4 separate regions of the Mus musculus genome follow, and all the other regions are linked to region 2. Evidence: chromatin loops called from intact Hi-C (ENCODE). Cell type or tissue: heart. All regions are shown on one strand. Region 1 overlaps Setd5 (SET domain containing 5). Region 2 has its middle 7.9 kb from the start of Gm43868. Region 3 overlaps Setd5 (SET domain containing 5). Region 4 overlaps Setd5 (SET domain containing 5).

The links. Hi-C counts contacts between places; a loop is a spot of excess contacts. Peaks named below come from ENCODE experiments on the same cell type or tissue, not always from the same donor. Only the 100,000 strongest peaks of a DNase experiment are listed, where the experiment ranks them.
Region 1: a loop joins it to region 2, with 2.5 times the contacts of the local background. A loop is called at or near these places in 3 of 42 quality-filtered maps.
Region 3: it touches region 2 in a loop (2.4-fold over the local background); 3 of 42 quality-filtered maps call a loop at or near these places.
Region 4: it touches region 2 in a loop (5-fold over the local background); 12 of 42 quality-filtered maps call a loop at or near these places.

What each region holds. Positions count from the first base shown.
Region 1 is chr6:113,133,677-113,136,176 of GRCm38, forward strand. All of the region lies in intron 16 of Setd5 (SET domain containing 5), which reads left to right. Among named protein-coding and RNA genes, the nearest start is that of Setd5, 57 kb to the left of the region's middle. In heart, a CTCF peak has its summit at 1,104 (motif pointing left); no DNase peak of the experiment used is centred here.
Region 2 is chr6:113,036,974-113,039,473 of GRCm38, forward strand. No RefSeq gene overlaps it. Among named protein-coding and RNA genes, the nearest start is that of Gm43868, 7.9 kb to the right of the region's middle. In heart, no CTCF peak of the experiment used is centred here; a DNase peak (open chromatin) is centred at 1,118; H3K4me3 peaks cover 858 bases; H3K27ac peaks cover 219 bases; H3K27me3 peaks cover 267 bases.
Region 3 is chr6:113,141,530-113,144,029 of GRCm38, forward strand. Setd5 (SET domain containing 5) reads left to right here. Exons shown (of 22, transcript NM_028385.1): 18 at 2,084-2,500. Among named protein-coding and RNA genes, the nearest start is that of Lhfpl4, 53 kb to the right of the region's middle. In heart, no CTCF peak of the experiment used is centred here; no DNase peak of the experiment used is centred here.
Region 4 is chr6:113,102,505-113,105,004 of GRCm38, forward strand. It overlaps Setd5 (SET domain containing 5), which reads left to right. Exons shown (of 22, transcript NM_028385.1): 2 at 2,431-2,500. Among named protein-coding and RNA genes, the nearest start is that of Setd5, 26 kb to the left of the region's middle. In heart, a CTCF peak has its summit at 1,487 (motif pointing left); no DNase peak of the experiment used is centred here.

The sequences.
Region 1 (2,500 bases), 97 kb after region 2:
CAACAAGGAGTACACCAACTCTGGCCTCCACACTTTAGGTAATACAAACATGGACACATTTTTTTTTTCTTAAGTGTAAATTAGGGAAGGACTATAACTAAGTGGTAGAGTGCATACACAGCATGTGTGGTTGTCCCTCAGTTCATTCCTCAAACAAGATAGTATTGGTGCTTTATACATACTGTCCCAAAACTTCAACAGTGAGTACTGTTGCAGCCTAGACTACATTCTGGGCCTCAGTGAGAGACACAAAACATAAACATACTGACTTATAGACAACCTAGGCTCAATCAACCCTTGAGACCCCCATGGTAAAGGAGAAAATCAACTCACCAAGTTGTTCTTTGACTTCCAACTGCATGGCACAGCCTGCATGTATGCATACACACACACACACACACACACACACACACACACACACACACACACACGCGAAATAAAATATTTTTAAAAACTAAAGAATTAAATGTTAACCTAAAGGTTAAAACTAAAGGCCAATGGGTGGTATTTTCATAGTTCAGGGATAGAATTGCAAGTTCGTTAGTTAGATTCATTCTGCTAATTAAAGCCATTAAAACAGACGATTAAAAAAACATCTTTAGATTTAATTTTTGTATATGAGTGTTTTGACTATACATATGTATGTGTACCACATGTTTGCGTGGTGCCAATGGAGTTCAGAAGAGGGCATTACATTTCCTGAAATTGGAGTTATAGATGGTTCTGAGCTGCCATGTGGGTGCTAGCAATTGAACCTGGTTTTTCTGTAAGAGTAGACAGTGTTCTTAATCACTGCCATCTCTCCAGCCCTGTTAAATACATTTTAAAAACAAACTAGCCAACGGTGGTAGCACAGGTCTTAATCCTAGCACTTGGGAGGCAATAGCCAACCTGGTCTACAAAGTGAGTTCTGGGACAGCCAAGGCTACACAGAGAAACTCTCTTAGAAAAGCCACTTTAAAAGAGAGAGAGACTGGGGCTGGAGAGATGGCTCAGTGGTTAAGAGCATTGACTATTCCAGAGGTCATGAGTTCAATTTCCAGTAACCACATGATGCCTCACAACCATCTGTAATGGGATCTGATGCCCTCTTCTGGTGTGTCTGAAGACTGTGATCATGTACTCATATATATAAAATAAATCTTTTTTTTATAAAGAGAAACTGAAAAGGTCAATTTTTAACTCTTAAAACCAGCATACTGATACAGTGTAAGCTAGACATTGCAAATCATTCACACAATTAAATACAGAGGTAGTAAGCATGTGTAAGTGTGGATGTACATGCATGGAGACCAGAGGAATTGATCAGGTATTTTGTTCTTCATGCTGTTTTGAAACATTGTCTCACTGAACCTCCATTAGGCTGGCAGCCAGCAAGCTCCCACCCCAGCACTGGAGTTACAGGCTAAAGTACAGCTATAGCTGGCCTTTCGTGAGTATTGGTGATTCAAACTCACATTCTCAAGCTTGTTCAACTCCCACCTTAAAGTTGAGAGAGAGAGAGAGAGAGAGAGAGAGAGAGAGTCCTGTAGTTGTCCTAACAAATAAGTAGAGAAAAGTTTTTTATCATAGTAGACTCAACAATTGCAATACAGGAAAATACTTAATAATTCAACATAGGTTAAATTTTGGCAATACTAATGTCACATACCCATTTTTAAAAGGTATTCATAAATCGGGTATGCTAACACATGCCTGTGACAGGAGGATGCTAGTTTGAAGCTAGCCTGGATTACATGGCCACTTCAAGGACAGCTTAGTTTACAATGATAGGATCCTATTTCAAAAACATGCTACCACCAAAGAAAGAAACATACAAAAATTTATTCACTAACAGAAATTTCTGGGAAATCATTTTAATTTATGTATATATAATGGGTAGCATGGGTTTAAATGTATGAGTTTGCATAATCTTGAGCAGTATTGAGGCAGGGTTTTAAAAAATGAGTGTGTATGTTAATATATATTTGACAACTATACCAAAAAGAAAACAAATAGCAAAGACTACCAACTGACCTTTAGGCAATCGCTGGGTTTTTAAATATAGCATCTTAAGTGTTCATTGAATATCAAATATAGATCACATTCATTTATGTAGTAATTCCTCCTAGTTTTCCTACAGTAATACACAAAATGTATTTAGCAGTTACATTGTTGAACCCTCAGTACAGAGTTCTTAAAGATTGGCTTTGAAGTCTTTAGAAATGCTTAAAAATTATTTTACAGATTAGTCTTGAATTACATGTTTATTTGTTTGTTTTGTACCTAGGCACATTAAAAAGGATAAAACATCACATGCTATAAAGAACAAGAGGAAAAGTATTCTTTCAATGTAGAGAAATGAAAAATCCTAAGAAACAAAAAAAAATTTATTTAAACATATCAGTGCCTCACACCTTTATATTGGCTACTTTCCTAACTCCAGTAGGTTTGCACTTGGAGTTACATCACCAGAGAAATCTTCCTAAGCACATCCCTGATCTCGGGCCACATTTGCCTG
Region 2 (2,500 bases):
CCAGTCATGACATATTGCCACAATGCCACATTCTAGAGATCCAAATCAAATCCAGAGGTCAAAGCAAGCCATAAGCCCAGCCCAGGCAATGCCCCTTGTTAAGAGCAAGGATACCAGAATTGTTGGAAGCTATTTTTGTAGAACCTTTATAACACTTCAATGAATATCCACAGCCACTTATGAGACAGTCACCATTTCACTCCCTATTGTATAAGTAAGGGAAACTCAGACTGGATTGACTAAATAGCCCCCTGACGCAGGCATCATATCTGGGAGTGGCTCTTCACTGCTGCAGAGTTCCCCTTTACTTTCAAAGTAGAGGGCAATGGTTAGATGGCTAGAACCCAGTGTTCCTTCTTCTCTGAGAGAGATAGGAAAGCAAAGTACTGAAGAGTTCAGATGCTGGAGTGCAAATCACTTTGGTTTGTAATTCAGTGCTGGTTTTAATTCATTGTCACCATGACTTGGGCTAATTAGCCTCAGTTTCACCACCTTAATAATGGGGTTGATAATGTACAGTTAAAACAATGGTGAGATAAGACCCTGCCTGGACACATGCAGCCAGCTCTTTTTTCTCATGGGATCTACATTCATTGACTCAGTCAGAAAGAAAGGATGTTTTCAAATAACACCTGTACTACACACATACAGACTACTTACATAGAATTTACATTCTATTAGTTATAAGACAATCTAGGGATGCCTTAAAGTATACAAGCAGATATTCACAAGTCAGTAGTATGCCACTTTATATAGAAACTTCAGTATCTTTGAATTTGGGAATCTATTGAGGCACTTGAAATGAATCTACTACCACACCTAAGAACTTTCTACTATTGTTAACTTGAGTGTCCTAATTATTTGCCTTGAATCAAGCAGTGTACTTCAGCCTCAAGACCACTGTGTCAAGAGTTCCTGTGGCCTACTGACACTCTATGGACACTGCCTCAGTCAGCTTTGCCTCTGACCCCAATTCTGCTGCAGTGACTACTCCCAAGGAACTCTGTCACGAGGTTGACCCCATGTCTGCTCTTTCGTTGCACTGCGTATCCCTGTTGCAGCTATCTACTCTCTGTGCTGGAGCCCTGGTGGCCATCCGTGTTTACTTACACCGCTTCCTTTACCAGTCTCTTTCAGCTCGGACTGGACAACTGGAAGAGGAAATGGAAGTTTCCAGGTTAGCTCATTTGCTGCATTTGTCGTGCTTTGAAATAGCCAAAATGCTCCAGCGTGAGGAACCACTAGGTGGCAGGGCTGCTTCACTGCCTGCCTCATCGCTTTCTTTATTCCTTTATTGTCTATACATCAACTGCAGCAAAAATACAGTTTCTTTAAAACGAATCAGTTGCTTTTAAATCAACTTGCTTACTGCTACGCAACTGCTGAAAAACTAAGAAAACTCACATACTTTGCTCTGAATATCCACTGTGATGTCACTAATTCCTTTCGGAGCTCTCACAGAGGTCAGATTACTGCAGAAGTTTTACTGCCTTCGGCTTAAAAAGGCGTGGGAAAAGCAAATAAACCAGTGCCTGTTGAGCACACGGCCAGAGCTGATTGTTTTCCCTCTAGTTGTCAACGCCCAGCAGGACAAAGATCTTTAGGTTAAGGTTCATGGACTATTAGGCTGTTGTTTCATTCATAGGATTGTGGCCCCATCTCTCCTTTCCCAGAAGGTCGCTTCGGAGGAGATGGAATTTCAGCTGCTTCCTGAGACAGAAGCAGGTGCAGGCACATCCTTCCTTCAGTTACGTCCCCACAGGAATCCAACCCGTCAGGTGGGAACTCTTAACAAAATGGACTAGGAGGGACAGAGAAGGGAGGAGATGTGGAGCGAAGGCCAAGAATGCTAATAAAGCCCTTGTCTTACAGCACCAAGGACGGAGAACTGCTGTAGACAGTTGGCGGGATGAGACATACAGCTAGGTGTGGTAGTGCACATTTGCAATTCCATTACCTGGGAGGCCAAAGCAGGAAGGTCACGGGTTCTAGGGCAACCAGTGCTACTTAGTGAGACTGCAAAAATAAACAGACAAGTTTTTAACATATATATCATTTAGAGTTAAATGTAAAATTAAGATACAAATCCTTGGGGGCTGTAGCTGGAAGGACAGAAGGGAGAGGCAAACTAGCAAAAAGGAAAAGTTAAAGTCAACTTAGGTAACACAGCACAGTCGATAGAAAATATGGAAAACCAAACCAGCAAGGTATAACATTCATAAACAAGGAAACGTTATTTTGAGGCATGAAGGTAATAAGAAAATAAAACTAAGCTAAACCACCCAACCAAACAACAACCCTGAAAACACAAAGACCTAGTAATCCTTGTGTCTACACAACAGATGGAGGCACTAGGTAATAGAGTAAGCGGTACTGTGTGGTTTCCTAACCACCATCTTGTTGTACCTTAAGAATGGGCTCGGGTGAGAGATCGCTTGGAAGCTAAAGTCCTCGCTACTCAAGCCTCACAACCTGAGTTCAACCCCTGGAATAAGCAACT
Region 3 (2,500 bases), 100 kb after region 2:
TTTTAACTCTGTTAGATGTGTGCAGGTGTATAACAGTCACTTGAGAGGAACTGATCATAGTTCACAGGTATACCCCTAAAGCTAGTAAGAGAATAAAGAAAAGAAAGATTATAATCAGAGGAAGTATGGGGTGAAGAAACAGAGTTCCTCTAGGAAGAATAAGGAGTAGGTTGTGCCCCACCATAAGAAACACTGTGAGCCCTCTAAAATGATTCACCTAATTCTTTCCTGAGTTCTAATTGAGGTGTTCATTGATAGCATGAAACATTATAAGTCCTTTCTAAGGTACCAGGAAGCATTTAGCTGAACTAACCACTTTGTGGAAGTGAGTTCTGCAGTTAAACATTTACCATATGCATAAACATTAACCATCCTCACCACCAAATCCCTCCCTAAAAAGTGTGGCAAACAGCCATGCTTATCGTTACTTTCTGTTTTGCTTCTTGACTCTGAGAAGATAAATAACAAGATACTTTTTCCTCCTCTAGAACATCTCCTCCCCTGAGGGTTCCCCTGCACATAGGCCTAAGCCCCTGTCACCAGAGGTAGTTACCATACCATCTCAATCACATGCAGGCTGAGAGTGAGTGCACAAGGGTGGTCCTGAATTGGGGGGTGAGGGGGCTGGACTGGAGGGTGGCCTCTCATTCACAGCAAATAGAGTGGATCTTATATAAAAACTGACTGCACAGGACCGTGGGGAAATGAGTAGCTGTTTTTATGTTGTGGGGTTGCTTTTGTTGTCATTTGGGAGAAGGAATGGCTGAAGAGTTTCATTAAAGAGAATCTTCAGAGGATGTAGATTCTATGTGCATGAGAGCATTGTTAGAGAAAGTCATGAATAACATCCTCCTGTTAACAAGGAAACTGGAGTTGGTCGACACTGTCTCAGTATCATGTCAGCAATGTATAATTGGGGTTAAACTGACAGCTCACACGGCTGGGTGTCTGGGCTTTGGGTGACAGATGAGCAGCTTCCTTTAGGGAATCCAGCGTTCTCTGGCTTTCCTTCATTTCCTCTGGAGTGCCTAGTTGGGTGTAAGTATGTAAGGAAGCTTAAGCCCAAGCTCTGGGTTACAAACCTTCTCTTGTGCAGAGGCTGGGATACAGTTTGTGTGCAGTGATTTATACCTCTTAGGATACCAATTTCAGTACTTTGCTAAGAAACCCTCCTACCCTAAAGATCCAAAATCATGATTTCAGTGTTAGCAGTTATAATAAGCTTTAGACATGTAATTAATTATTAACCCTATAAATCTACATGGAGCTTTTTTTCTCTGTACCTTTTCAAAATTAACTGGCCTTTAGTCTCACTTTCCAAAATAATTAGGGCCCTACTCCCTGACTAATCACCAAATTCTCAGTCAGTAGGATATTCTGTAGATCATCATGAAACTGAAAAGATTATATTCCACTAGTTTATTGTTAACTTCCTGAGTATTGTGAGTCCATCTTGTTGGGAAAGTATAGATTGCTCTGTCTTGGGTTGCTAAAGATTCAATATTAGAAAGGCTTTGATAACTGATCTGTCTAGTTAAGGGAATGTTGGTGTTAAGCGATACAGATAAGCAGTAATGGGTCGGTTTTATCACTGGTGCATTTCAGCCTTTGATATGCTTTTTGGCGGTAGGCTTTAGCAGTTCTTTGATAGATTGATAGACAGCAGAGGACACGGAATTGAACAGACAGAATGTTGCATGAGAAACATAATCCAAGGTACAAGTAAATAAGGAATGGATTCGTTGCAACCTTTAATGCTATTCTCCTAGTGAGTAATTTACCATGCTTGGCTTTTCAACTACCTCCTGCTTTTCTCCACCTTCCCTTACACCTTCCATTGAAACTAATTTAATAATATATAACATCAGAAGCCAGCAACTTAAGACCTTTCTGTGGTGTGTGTGCTTGGGGCTCAGATACATCCCTGGCTACACTGCCAGCCCCACATATGCTGTCAAACGATGTGATGAAGGCTGAGCAGAGTAGTCATGTTTGCAGAATTGCCTGATGCCTTCATTCCCTTTTTGCCCTTTGACTTTTTCTGTTATACCATGTCCCATATCTCTGTTGATTTTTATTTCAGCTTTGTCACCGAAAAGACCTAGATTTGACAAAAGTGGGATTCCCAGACTCCAGCACTCACAGCTGCGCTGATAGGCCCTCCCTGCTTAACTGCAATCATCCTGACCTGGCTTCTCATCCCTCTGTTGTTCCCACCTCCGAGGCTGGCTTCCCAAGCAGGAGTGGAGATGGTCCTCAGACCTTGCTGAGAAACTCAGACCAGGCGTTTAGGACAGAGTTCAATTTGATGTACGCCTACTCCCCTTTGAATGCTATGCCTCGAGCAGATGGACTGTATAGAGGGTCTCCCTTGGTGGGAGACAGGAAGCCTTTACATTTAGATGGAGGATATTGTTCCCCTGCTGAAGGCTTTTCCAGCAGATATGAACATGGCTTTATGAAAGACCTCTCTCGGGGATCCATGTCACCTGGTGGTGAA
Region 4 (2,500 bases), 66 kb after region 2:
TATCTAACTAAAATTAGAAGAAGTACCCTTCAAAATGCTCTTTGGGTTTATTTGTGAGTGTTCTCTTTGTTTTGCCATTTGAAGATTTTTGTGTCATTTCCCCAATTGCTTGGGTGTTTTTTGAGAATTCTTGTTTAGCTACTTGAGGGGGGATGGATATTTATTTGCAAGTTGGTACAAAGACAGCAAGTGGAGCAGTCACACTGATCATGAATTGTGTCAAGTCGATAGGAAAGTTCACTTCATTTGCATTTTAGTTTTAGTTTTAACAGTGTCACCCTGAGTTGGATGAGAACAGGTATTTTGCCACACCCCGTTTCAAGAGGCCCAGGTACTACAGAAAGCTGCTTTAGTTTATCGCATCGGTAGCTTTCTCAAGTAATGGTGCAAAAGTAATACCTTTATATGGTCTTAATTTTGGACTAATTGACCATTCAGAATTAGTTTTCTTTTGCCACATTAATGTCTCATTTATCAAAATGAAATCCACATGACTCAAATCAGTAACTATTTAAAATCTTCGTTAATTGATTTTAGTTGGTATCATATACTTTTTGTTTTATTTAGCTATTTTTTAATAGTATTGATAATTTTACTTCTTTCTTTTTCAGATTTTAGAGGCAGGGTTTCTCTGGGTAGGTCTGGCTGTCCTGGGAATCACTATATACACTGGACTGGCCTTGAACTTAAGGATTCCCCCCCCCCCGCCTCTGCCTCCTGTGTGCTGGGATCAAAGGCTTATGCCACCCTCACCACCTGGCTGATAATTATATTTTACCTACTGTGTTCACGAGAGTCTTTTTAGTCTAGAGGTCTTTGACATTATATTGACTTCTAAACACATAAAATGCTTCTTGTTTCATCTTTTAGTGACTCTTCTTACATTAGTATGAAACCACTAATATGAATCATGCTAATTCTGTTTTTACCTCCAAATGCCTTAATCTGATTTTTTTCCCCATATTTACTACTCACTGATTTTTTTTCTTCCTAAATAATACCAGTTTATGGTTACCAAATCAAAGTTTGTTCATTGCTTTTTTTATGCAAAATAATATTTGTCATACAATGTTGTTTAGGATTTCTGTTACGTACATGTATACATCCTTTTAAAGTGGTTATTAAATCAAAACAAAGTTGAGCAGGAGGTACAAGTTTCTGTATGTCCTCTATATCCACACATACTTAGCTCTCTCCCTCCACCCCTCTCACACATACTTAGCTCTCTCCCTCCACCCCTCTCACTTACGTTTCTCTTCATATCTATCAGTATATATTGCTGCACAATTGTGGGTTTTAGATAATTACATGATCTCTAAGACTAGTTAAAAGAAGTCAGAGAGGGTGGAGAAATGGCTCAGCAGTTAATTAAAAACAGTGGCTTTTCTTCTACAGGACCTTGGATTCAAGGCCTAGCACCCACATAGCAGCTTACAGCTGTCTGAAACTCTATTCTGAGGGGATCCAATGCCCTCTTCTGGCCCCTGTGGGCACTACATACACTTAATGTACAGCATGCAAGTGAAACACATAGATTTTTTTTTTTTTAACAAAGCAAGTTGGGGGCATAAGAAATGGCTATCTGATCAAACAACTAATTGATATCTTCTACCAGGTTTATTTTAGAAGGGATAAGTGAGTGTTGATTAAACTATGCTTATTGATTGCCTAGAAGAAGTTTAAGTGAAATTATTAAGGAATAATAGTTCTAGGATTCTTCTGATAACCATCCTGAATCTTAAAATTTGTTTGGTATATCCTAGACTACTAGAAAAGTGTGTCTGCTGGGCAGCTAACGAGTGAGGAACATGTGCTTTTTAGTAAGCCAGTTAGACTATTGTTTTCACTTTGGCAGAAAAGAAAATAATGAAAATAGAAATTTAAAAATAATCATAACGTTTACCAATCTCCTTTGTAGAACATTAGTAAATTAAAATACATAATAAGCCAACAAACAACTTTTTAAAAACCTTATATCTATTCAGGGAGCTAGAGAGATGGCTCACTGTATAAAAAGCACTTGTACAACTTTGAGGACCTGAGTTCAAATCTCCAGTGTGCATGTAAAGGACAGGAGATTGTTGCTTCACATGCCTCTAACCAATATCAGCAGGCATAGATCCTATAAGTCAATCCTACCAACTTACTGGCCAGCCTGCTAACCCAGCCAAAACGGTGATTTTGCAGTTTAGTAAGAGACCCTATCTCAAGGGAATAAGATTTGAGAGCCATAGAGAAAGACAGCCAGAATCCTCTTGTTTCCATGTGCATACATGAGTACTCTCAAACATACACACTTGACAAGCATACACTGTGCAGAGACACCACAAACACAAAGAGTACTATCCTAACAATACAAAACACCCTATAGCATTTAAGATAAATTTAAGAAATTCTCTAGTCAGTGGTTATTTTCATTTTTTGTGGCAGGATTCCTCATGTCCGTAACATGTTGGCTGAGGCTCTGCAGTTCACCCCCACTCTTTGAGTGGTCAGTCTC